Linked DNA regions of Homo sapiens: region 1 is linked to region 2. Evidence: read pairs that join two places in POLR2A ChIA-PET (ENCODE). Cell type or tissue: OCI-LY7. All regions are shown on one strand. Links, peaks and the distances in the headings refer to the core of each region. The heading gives the core; the rest is flanking DNA.

Evidence for each region. ChIA-PET counts read pairs that join two places held together with the same protein. Peaks named below come from ENCODE experiments on the same cell type or tissue, not always from the same donor. Only the 100,000 strongest peaks of a DNase experiment are listed, where the experiment ranks them.
Region 1: POLR2A ChIA-PET joins it to region 2 with 6 read pairs; 5 of 35 experiments call an interaction of 5 or more read pairs at or near these places.

Annotation. Positions count from the first base shown.
Region 1 is chr12:101,393,889-101,400,436 of GRCh38, reverse strand. It overlaps ARL1 (ARF like GTPase 1), which reads left to right. Exons shown (of 6, transcript NM_001177.6): 5 at 3,860-4,038; 6 at 4,767-6,548. The coding sequence ends at 4,797. Among named protein-coding and RNA genes, the nearest start is that of ARL1, 11 kb to the left of the region's middle. In OCI-LY7, for the core only: no CTCF peak of the experiment used is centred there; no DNase peak of the experiment used is centred there.
Region 2 is chr12:101,774,970-101,779,732 of GRCh38, reverse strand. All of the region lies in intron 7 of GNPTAB (N-acetylglucosamine-1-phosphate transferase subunits alpha and beta), which reads left to right. Among named protein-coding and RNA genes, the nearest start is that of SYCP3, 38 kb to the right of the region's middle. In OCI-LY7, for the core only: no CTCF peak of the experiment used is centred there; no DNase peak of the experiment used is centred there; H3K27ac peaks cover 489 bases.

The DNA of each region.
Region 1 (6,548 bases), core at 1,086-5,085, 380 kb after region 2:
ATATTGTTTCTTTTTTTTCTTTTTCTTTTTCTTTTTTTTTTCTTTTTTTTTGTAGAGACGGGGTCTACCTATGGTGCCCAGGCTGGTCCCAAACTCCTGTCCTCAAGTGATCCTCCTGCCTCGGCCTCCTAGTGTTGGGATTACAGGTGTGAGCCATTGCACCCCACTTACTGTTTTTTTACATTATTTTTAAATGTATTTGTTGGCTGGGCGTGGTGGCTCACGCCTGTAATCCCAGCACTTTGGGAGGCCGAGGCGGGCAGGTCACCAGAGATCATCAGGAGTTTGAGACCAGCCTGTCCAACATGGTGAAACCTCATCTCTACTGAAAATACAAGAAAATTAACCGGGCATGGTGGTGTGTGCCTGTAGTCCCAGCTACTTGGGAGGCTAAGGCAGGAGAGTCACTTGAACCCAGGAGGCAGAGGTTGCAGTGAGCCGAGATCGTGCCCCTGCACTACAGCCTGGGTGACAAGAGTGAGACTCTGTCTCAAAAAATAAAAATTAAAAAAAAATATATTTGTTTACTTATGTATCTCTCCCTCTAAAATGTAAGTTCTTTGAGTTTACCCTGATAGGAGGAACAATGTATAGTACTTAATTAAGAATTCAATACATCTTATTCACTGAAGTTAATAAGATCATATATTGGCTAACTGATCAAATTCAGAGGATGCATTAAATAATCCATTTTTAAAAAATGAAAAAATAATCAAATGTACTATGATAATAATAAAATTGCCCTTGCTCTGGAAAATTAGATGGATAAGTTTCTTTCTCTTGTCAAAAACTGGATTCTGAATTGTTTAATCAAGGGATGTTTAAATATAAGTTCTAGGCCAGTTGATACCTAGGTAAAAGCATCCTCAGACGAGGGGACTATGTACTTTTGAATTCTTTTTTTTTTTTTTTTTTTTTTTTTTTTTTAGACAGAGTCTTGCTCTGTCGCCCAGGCTGGAGTGAGTGGCGTGATCTCCACTCACTACAATTTTCGCCTCCTGGGTTCAAGCGATTCTTCTGTTTCAGCCTTCTGAGTAGCTGGGACTATAGGCTTCTGCCACCACACCCGGCTTATTTTTGTATTTGTAGCAGAGATGGGGTTTCACCATGTTGGCCAGGCTGGTCTCGAACTCCTGACCTCAGCAGTTTGCCCGCCTCCTGATCTGCCAGCCTTGGCCTCCCAAAGTACTGGGATTACAGGCATGAGCCACCGCGCTCAGCCCAGGACTTTTGATTTCTTGAACTACTGACTTAATGGCTTCCAAGTTATAAATTGCAGACTTAATAGTTTTAAACATTTGGTTAATTTTTTTTTTTTTACATCATAGCATTATATTTATTATAAGAGCTTCTTAGACCAAATTTAAATGTAAGGATAAGGTTTAATTGCCTTGGGTATAATAGGTTTTTTAAAGAACAGTTTTATTTAGGTATAATTCACATGATATAGTGTATTTTTATCATATAAAGTATTGCTTAAAAGGAATGGATTATTGACTTCAGTTTACAATTTTTGAGTTGTGCAGGATTGTTGTTACTTGCAGTGTTAGGATTTGACTTATAAAGTCTTACAGAGAAAGAAGTAAAAGTTGGATTCTTTCTTTAGGAAGTCACTTTTAATTCATCAATAAATATCATGTTATGTTAAGTATGGGCCAAGTACGAGTCAGGACTGTTAATGTTAAAACATATAGACACAGGCCAGGTGTGGTGGCTCACGCCTGTAATCCCAGCACTTTGGGAGGCCGAGGCAGGTGGATCACTTCAGGTCAGGAGTTTGAGACCAGCCTGGCCACCCATATCTACTAAAAATACAAAAATGAGCCGGGTGTAGTAGCGCACGCCTGTAATCCCAGCTACACGGGAGGCTGAGGCAGGAGAGTCACTTGAACCCAGGAGGCGGAGGTTGCAGTGAGCTGAGATAGTGCCACTGCACTCCAACCTGAGTGATGGAGTGAGACTCCATCTCAAAACAAACAAACAAAAAATATATAGTATAGACACAAAAGCAGTTTAGGTTTCAACTTTTTTTTTTTTTTTGAGACGGAGTTTCACTATTGTTGCCCAGGCTGGAGTGCAGTGGTGCAATCTCGGCTCACTGCAGCCTCCACCTGCCAGGTTCAAGCAATTCTCCTGCCTCAGCCTCCTGAGTAGCTGGGATTGCAAGCGCACACCACCACACCCGGCTAATTTTTGTAATTTTAGTAGAGACGGGGTTTCACCATGTTGGTCAGGCTGGTCTTGAACTCCTGACCTGGTGATCCACCCACCTCAGCCTCCCAAAGTGCTGGGATTACAGATGTGAGCCACCGTGCCTGGCCTTTCAACTTTCCTATACACAAAAATGAATTCTAAATGGGTAAATAATTAAATGTAAAAAATGAAAATTATAAGAACATATAAGGAATTCAAAAGATGAGATTTAATTATATTAATGTAAACAAAACTCCCCCAAAGCTCAGATATGGCAAATATAAACAAGATTAAGATAAGAAACCAGGCCTAACCAGAAGCCAATGACTAAGGATTAGTGATCTGAATCATAGCAAGATCTTTTGCAAAATGAGCAAAAGGCAATTCGTAGGGGAAAAACATTGCTAATAACATTTGCATTTGTTTTTAAAGAGACAGGGTCAGCAGGGCGCGGTGGCTTATGCCTGTAATCCCAGCACTTTGGGAGGCCGAGGCGGGTGGATCATGAGGTCAGGAGTTCGAGACCAGTCTGAGTGACCAACATGGTGAAACCTCATCTCTACTAAAAATACAAAAATTAGCTGGGCGTGGCAGCGGGCACCTGTAGTCCCAGCTACTCAGGAGGCTGAGGCAGGAGAATCACTTGAACCCAGGATGCAGAGGCTGCAGTGAGCCAAGATTGCACGACTGCAACTTCAGCCTGAGCAACAGAGCGAGACACTGTCTTAAAAAAAGAAAAAAAAAAAAGAGACAGGGTCTCCCTCTGTCCCCTAGGCTGGAGTGCAGTGGCACAACCAAAGCTTGTTATAACCTTGAGCTCCTCTCTCTGCTTCCTTTTTTGTTTGTTTTTTAAAAAAATTTTTGTAGAGACCCCTGTGTTGCTCAGGCTGGTCTCCAACTCCTGGACTTAAGCGATCCTCCTGCCTCAGCCCATGTGCATTTCGAATACCCTAGTAATATATAATGAGATGCTATGTTTGGAAAAGTAAATAATTCCCAACTCTACAAAGGCTGCATTGAAGATGGAGACTTTTATACACTGTTGGTAGGGTAACCTTTCTGGAAAGCTGTTCATGCATGTATTCAGTTTATCAAAGCCTGAAAAAAACTGTTCATACTTTGACTCCATTTTTAGAATATTGTGTTAAGGAAACAGATTTAAACAGAAATTTTTGTATAAAGACCCTGTCACTTGGGTTTATCTAATAGTCTAGTGGAAAGACTCTAATAAGAGTCAGATACTAGAAAATAGTTAACACAGTTTATGGTGCATGCATCCATAGTGTAGAGCATATTTAGCCATTTTTTTATTTTGAAAAAGTTGTTGTAGTTTGGAGAAACATGATTTTAATTTTTAGGCAGGGTATGGAACTATATATAAATGTGATCTTAAATGTGTAAATGTATTTACTAAATAAACTCTGAAGTATCTGCAAAACAAAGTACTAGTAGAAAACACCTAAAATGTTAACAGTGATCATATTTGGGAGGTAGGATTATGAGTGAAGCTTCTTTTCTTTATACTTCTCTATATAATTTCTATATAATTTCATAATGTGTAATATATTAATTATAAAATACACGTTTAAAATGTATTTTTGGACATTTTCTAAACTCGAGAGAGCACATTAGTTAAAAGAAATTAAATATTTTCAATTTCATTTAGGAAGAAGAGCTGAGAAAAGCCATTTTAGTGGTGTTTGCAAATAAACAGGACATGGAACAGGCCATGACTTCCTCAGAGATGGCAAATTCACTTGGGTTACCTGCCTTGAAGGACCGAAAATGGCAGATATTCAAAACGTCAGCAACCAAAGGCACCGGCCTTGATGAGGCAATGGAATGGCAAGTATCATGCTTCCAGAAGCCATCTGTGCATTTGTGTGTGCTTGCAGCTATGCACGTCCACGTGTAATTTTTCTCCCGTGTTGAGGATGAAACTTTGATTTACTTAGCAGCTTATTTCATAAGTTCCTCAAGCGTTTTCTCTCACTGGTCTTCAGGTGCATCTGTCTTCTCAACCACACCTACCTGATTACAGTTACTTAGATAAGCAAATTCTTTGCCAATTTTTAGCCTTTTCCCTGCCTCACCTCACCCTCCAATTCCTTATCCTTCAGGAATTAGCTTAAGACTCTCTTCTGAAGAGCTTTTCCTAATGTATCTCTATTCCTACTGCCTAATCACTCACTTAAAGTTAGATGCCCTTGTCACAGATTAGTGACATAGTACTTGTTTTGCTGTCTTGTAAGTTTGATTTGTTCATCTACTCATTAGATAATCACCTCCTTGAGGATTGAGACTAGTTTCACCTCTGAGTCATCCATATGTAGCCCAGAAGTAGTAGTAGCCTGGAAAATAGGTATTTGGTCTTTTTTGAATTTTTCATTCAAATCATAGACAAATTCAAAGCTTAGAGGAACCTTATGGATATCTAGTGCATAACCTCATCTGTGTTAGCTGTCATCATTTTAAGTACTTTGGAATCCACCTCCAATACAAAGTTTATTATAGATGATCATGCTTTATACCTGAAAATTAATTTTATAAAACAGTTCATTTTCTCTTTACAGGTTAGTTGAAACATTAAAAAGCAGACAGTAATTCAGTCCATTCTTCTCCCCTGAAATGAAGACTACATCACCTCTCTCCCTTTGGAAACAGTCAAGTGTACTTCACACTACTAGATGTTAAAACTATATGATTATTGGCATATACTGACTGACTGCAATATTTGTAGTAAATAGGGAAAATAAGTATTTAGTTGGAGGGATAATTTGATCGAATCACCTGAATGTTCTATGTAATGTAAAATATTCTTTTCTTGCTTTCTTGTGTTAAGGTATATATTCTATTTGTATGGAATTCTTATTCAAATACAGTTCTATTAAAGAGTATACTCCTATTGGATGAAAAAAACCTATTTTTGAATAGTAGTTGCAGCTTGTTTGTATAAATACTAAAAAATATCTTAACAGATTTTTTTCCCCTTAAAATGAATTATCTTTCCAAAGATTAGACTCAGTATGAGAGTAGGTGAGGAACATAGTTTGTGTAATATAATCTTTATTTGCTTACCTGACCACTTTTTATTAAGCTGTTTTGTTTAAAAGCTTTTGGTTATAGGCATGAATATTGTTTTGATGGTTAACTTCACTGACTTATCTGTAAGTGTCATTTTATAGTACTTTACAGTTGTCAAAAAAAATCTTACATATATTGATCTAGTTGATCGGTAGAGGAAGCTTGTGAAGTAGGTAGGACAGGTTATGATGTCTTCACTGTATGGACGTGAACCCAGGGTTCTAATAGGTTGGCTTGCCCAAGGTCACCTGCTAGCTTGTAAGGTAGGAATAGGGCTCAAAGTAAAACTTTTGGTTCAGAAGCTTGACTCATAAACTATACTATATATTCCCAAAAATGTCAGTATTGACAACACAGTCTAACTCTTAAATAAAATTATGCTAATTAGTTACATTCAAAATAATGTTTATAAATTTATTTGTCTATACTAGTAGAAGTGATCAGTGACATACTATAAATAATCCTAAATGGTTATATTTGATAGAATTCATAACACATTAAAGAGAAAATTTCACATTAAAGGAAGGTTTAAAAATCTATTTTCAGATTATAAAAGGTGTCTTTACTGGTTTTCATTCCTTTTATCTACATGTAATTGGACATGTAAACTTGTTAAAAATCAAAATCTTACTGATTGTACAGGGAGAAATTAAGCATTCTGTTTTAAAAATTAGGCTTATTGCTAGACTGTAAGTTTAAAAACAATTCATGTTCAAAGGAGCTTTTCAAATTACCCAGTCCACCACAGAATCAGCTAATGTGACAGAAGTAAATATAGTGCGTCATAATTGCTAAAAACAGGGTGAATTTCTTTCACTTAAGTTGGAAAACCAGCCTCTAAAAAATTAGGTGCTGGTAATGAGAGCTTAATACCATGGTTCCCTGCAGGTCTCAGAAACATTAGTAGTTCCTTTCTTGGCCCTCACTGTCCTTCCAGTGTTGGCCTCTGGCCTCTTCCCCTCACATTTATGTTCATTCTCCGGGCTTATATTCATTCTCTGCTGCTTTCTCCCTTCACCCGTGGGACTCTCACCCTTCTTGCTCATTCTCCAGCACCCATTCCTACTTTAGTCTCTTTGAAATCTTTTTTGGAGATTTTCCTTCAGCTACAAATGTTCCAGTACAACCAATATTACTCCTGAGGGGCAAAGACTTTTTCATATTTATGTCCCTAGTATCTGGTATGGCGCCTGGCATATGGCATTTCAGAATATGTTCATAGTTGAAACAGTAGGATAGATATTTGTCATCTTGACAAGTAGCCCTTTGCA
Region 2 (4,763 bases), core at 764-4,763:
TTAGGGTGTGAACAATGGAAGCATGGGAGGAGGAGATGAGGGGAAGTCATAAATGTCATCAATGCACACAGCCTGTTGTTTACCCAAAGCTTTCACTCATAAAGGTAGTGTGCTTCAGATACATGGAACATCTGCTAATGAGAACCATTCATTAGTAACTAATTGAGGGACAAATGTATTTAAAATTTATACTTATTAGCTCTTCAGGCTTGACCATTGATGCCACTTGTTAAGGTGGACTCTGGAGGCTGGCCTGGGACGTGCCTTTTCCTTAACATGTATTGTTTTCAGATCCTTTATCTGATTGACTTAGGACATAGTCCATGTGGGTGTTCTCTCTATTTGACCTTACGTCAAGATGCCTGCTATTCTGTCAGAGGTGTTTCAGGTTGTAAATCGTGAATGTCCCATCTCTTAGAGTAGAGAGCATAAAGTCCTTGTCTCAGAATTTGTGAGGCTCTAGTTTTCCTGATTTTATAAAGAAATGTTCTTTGAGTTCTGCCACTGGGTTTAGCTTACCTGATTCTTACTTCCTCCTGTTGTATGTCATTTAACAATTTTGAGGGTGAAAGGATGAAGATGGAGTAGTGGTGGGGGAGCTGTGATTAGAGGTGACTAGAGAGCAGTTTTTACTTAGTTCCTGTCTTAACCATGTTTTTATATGCACCCCCCAACCAAATTCCTTTTAACTTGTTTCTCCCTACCCCAGACCAAGTGTTTTACTGTTTTATGATACATTGTATTATCCTTGTAATACAATGGTAATGTGAATAACCACTTATGAATTTTTTACTTTTTTCATATTTTTCTTCATAGCTTTTTTTTTTTGGAGAGAGTCTTGCTCTGTCACCCAGGCTGGAGTGCAGTGGTGCGATCTGGGCACACTGCAACCTCTGCCTCCCGGGTTCAAATGATTCTCCTGCCTCAGCCTCCAAATAGCTGGGATTACAGGCATGCGCCACCATGCCTGGCTAATTTTTGTATTTTAAGTAGAGAGGGGGTTTCGCCGTGTTGACCAGGCTGGTCTCCAACTCCTGACCTCAGGTGATCCCCTCACCTTGGCCTCCCAAAGTGCTGGGATTACAGGCGTGAGCCACTGCTCCTTGCCCTTCATGACTTTCTTTATTGTACTTTGAAATACTGTAATGCCTGGCTATATTAGAGTTGAATTTGTTCTTAAATGCAGTTATTTTAGAATAGATAATACATCTCTCCTTCCTCTGAGTTATTTTTAGTACTGATTTGGACAGATAAAACCATAGATTAACTTTCATTTCAGCCAATGTTTATTTGACTTCTTGGCTTCCTGGTTATTAGTTCTAGAATTATAGACACATGTATATCTGTACTTTTGACCACCAGTTCAACTTGCTTATGTAGACAGAATGGCATTCTTGATTCTATTTATATAATTTCAATAAAATAAATGCTGAAAAGAAAGAAGGTTCATTCCACTTCTCCATACTCCACTCTGTTTGAATATCCCACATCACTTGGCCTGCTGCAGCTGCCCACCAGTGCGGACTGCTCTCATGCGTCTACTGGTGGATGGGTGTGTGCTGCCAGAGAATGCCAGTCCCGAGTCATGGTTGACAATTCAGCAAACTATTTTTGGGTGGCATGTGTGGTATAAGCAGGTCGAGGTGGAGTGGGGTAGCAATTTGAATTGAACAAGGAAAACCAGCAGGCTCCAGGTGTGGTGAGACTCCTTTCCACAGTTCAGTCTCCCAGTCAGAGATTTATTTGGATTTTCAGAGTTGTCTTTGTGGAGGCCAACACCTCTCAGAGCATCAAGCTAATCACACATAATGTTCTTTGAAGGTTGTTTTCATAATTCCAACACCTGTGATCAACTTCAGGGACTAGGACTTAAGATTTTTAGAGACTAGAGAGAAAATGAGAAAGAGGAAGAACAGACGCAGTGTCAGCATTTGAGTCCAGGCCTCGAGTGACTTGCTTTCCTTAGGCTTTGCTTCCTGATTACATTATGAGTACTCTGAGAATGAAGTTTCCTATCACTGCGTTCCCAACCAAACAAAACACCTTTTGTGTGTATGATGAGCTCCAAATAAGAGTTTATACAGAGTGCCATGAGAACATCTGGGCTTTAGGTGTACTTGGGGTCAAGGCAGGCTTTGCATAATAGAAGCATTTTAGCTGGGCCCTAAACAGAGCAGCCATTCTCCCAGCAGAGAAGGGAGCAGAAGAGACCATTCTATGTAGAGGGAACAGCCTGAGCAAGAGGGCTGGAGGCCTGAACATAAATGGTGTTTTCAGGGAACCAAGGCAATGGTTTCTAGCACAGGCAGGGATTTTGGTGAGGATGAGATTGTAAAGACAGGTTGAGGCCAGGTTGAGAAACGTCTCTGTTAAGAATACTAGATTTTTTCCTGTAGGCCGTGGAAGGACACAGTCTGATCTGCTTCTAAGGAACATACTAGGGAAAGGTGTGGTAGGAAAACCAGTTCAGCTGCTGCTGCCATAGCCCAGTAAGACGTTCCCATGCAAAAGTTGCTTGGCAGTGGGATGCCAACGATGGAAATGGTTCCAGAAGCATCTGAGAGAAACACTCAACATCACTTGGTGACTTACAAGCTATTCAGGAGGAGGAAGAGGAGAATGAAAGGGGAGGTGGACCTTTCTGGTGAAGATAGAAGTGATGGAATTAACCACACTCAGAGCTTCAGTGGCAGAAGCAAGTGTCTTTTGGAAGGAGACCCAGAGCTCAGTTTCGGATGTGTTGCATTAGGGGTGTACGTCGCATGTCAGAGGAGAGGGCTGTTAGACATTGGACTTCAAGACTTGAACTGTTGAACCACTTTGCCCTCGCAGGTTCCCCCAGGAGGCCTTTGCCATGGCCTGTGGCCCTGGAGCCACCTAGGGCTCAGCTCAGCTCTGCCCTACAGATTCTCACTAGGCCACGGGTATCTCAGGACAGGTACTGCCCTATTCACCTTTTTACCCTTAGTGATTACTTGGCACTTAGGGGGCTGCTTAAGGAATGAGCCATATGAGGCAATATCTTGGGATATATAGGGAAACATTTTCAGCAGTATGATTATTCACAGGAGTCACTCTAGGCACAGAAATGTGTCTTTGCACATTGTTGTATATACACAACTAGGCCTTTGTCATCCTGTTTAGAACAAAACCTGAAGTTTTTTGTTTTTGTTTTATTAACTGAGGCAGGAGTGTAGGACTTGAAAATAGTTTCATTTGTAAGATAATGGATTTGAATTCATAAAATCTTTTGACTGTAGTCTTATAAATCAGTCTTTTCTGTAAGAGACTTTCTAATTTGAAATACCTTGAGGTGGGTCCTTTAATAATCTGATTAATTACTCTCTAATTTATCTGTATAATTTTTGTGTATGACGGACACAGAATTCAGCTTTTGATAAATCAGATCATCAGTCCTTATTTTCAGATCCCTCTAAATCATTTTGTATCCATAGAACATTTTCATTCATGGTGGGTTTTTGCATTTATTTTTTGATTTTTGCTTTTGTTCACTTCTTTTTTAAACATATTTTAGAGCAAGTGGGAAATCTTCCCAAAGCTGTCAAGTGAATTCTCATGCTAAGTTTCCTTCAATTATAGTAGTTGTTGAGTGAGTGTGCAAAACGTGGAGGAGATGTAGACCCTGCCCTCAAGCATTTATAGTCACATTTTGGAAGCAGCGTGTGTGTATAGAGTTGGCAGTTGGAAACAGGAAAAGTCTGTGTGGGTCAGAGACATGGGGGAAGTTTTCAAAGAGAAAGAGGCTGCACTGGGTTCTTGAAGACTGAACAGGTGGTTTGTGCAGGCAGGATGGGAACAGCATATTGTCCTGCATGGACTCTGCCCCCCTCAAAGCTCTGGTCAGGGCCTAAGGTCACAGTAAATTGTCATAATTTTCTACTAATGCCCTTTCTTTTAGATAATTCTCTGAAACCACTATGTGCACTTGTTCTTTTAAAGCACGGTACCTTTTTCTTTTTTTGTTTTATTTCTAAAATAAAGATGAAACAACCAACTCTGAAACTGATTAAGTTTTAGAAAACCACCAGGACGTATTAAGATCTAGTAGCGGCCGGGCATAGTGGCTCACGCCTGTAATCCCAGCACTTTGAGAGGCCGAGGCGGGCAGATCATGAGGTCAGGAGATTGAGACCATCCTGGCCAACATGGTGAAATGAAACTCCATCTCTACTAAAAATACAAAAATTAGCTGGATGTGGTGGCGTGTGCCTGTAATCCCAGCTACTCGGGAGGCTAAGGCACGAGAATCACTTGAACCCAGCAGGCAGAGGTTGCAGCAAGCCGAGATGGTGCTACTGCACTCCAGCCTGGCGACAGAGTGAGACTCCGTCTCAAAAAAAAAAAAAGAAAAAAAAGATCTAATAGCTTTGAATTGTTGAATCACTTAAAGGCACTAATTTGGTTTTCAGTTGGTCTTAGCAGACGTGGGGTTTTTTTCCTAACAGATTTTTAATGATTTTAAATCAAATGAATCCAAAATGAAAGTAGATTACACCTTCTGAATTTGTAAGCACTTTAAAGTTGTTGGGAAAATAACTTCTAATAGGAAAGCCTTGTTATTTTGGATTTGCATGTTCTTCTAGACCAAATTTTCTCCACCTTTGCACCATTCACAGTTTAGACCTGTTGCCGCTATCCTTGGGGGACTGTCCTATGTATTGTAGGATGTTTAGCAGCATCCCAGGTCTCTGTCCTTCGGGAGTATTTGCAGATATGTGATTGTTTAGACAACTTGACGCAGC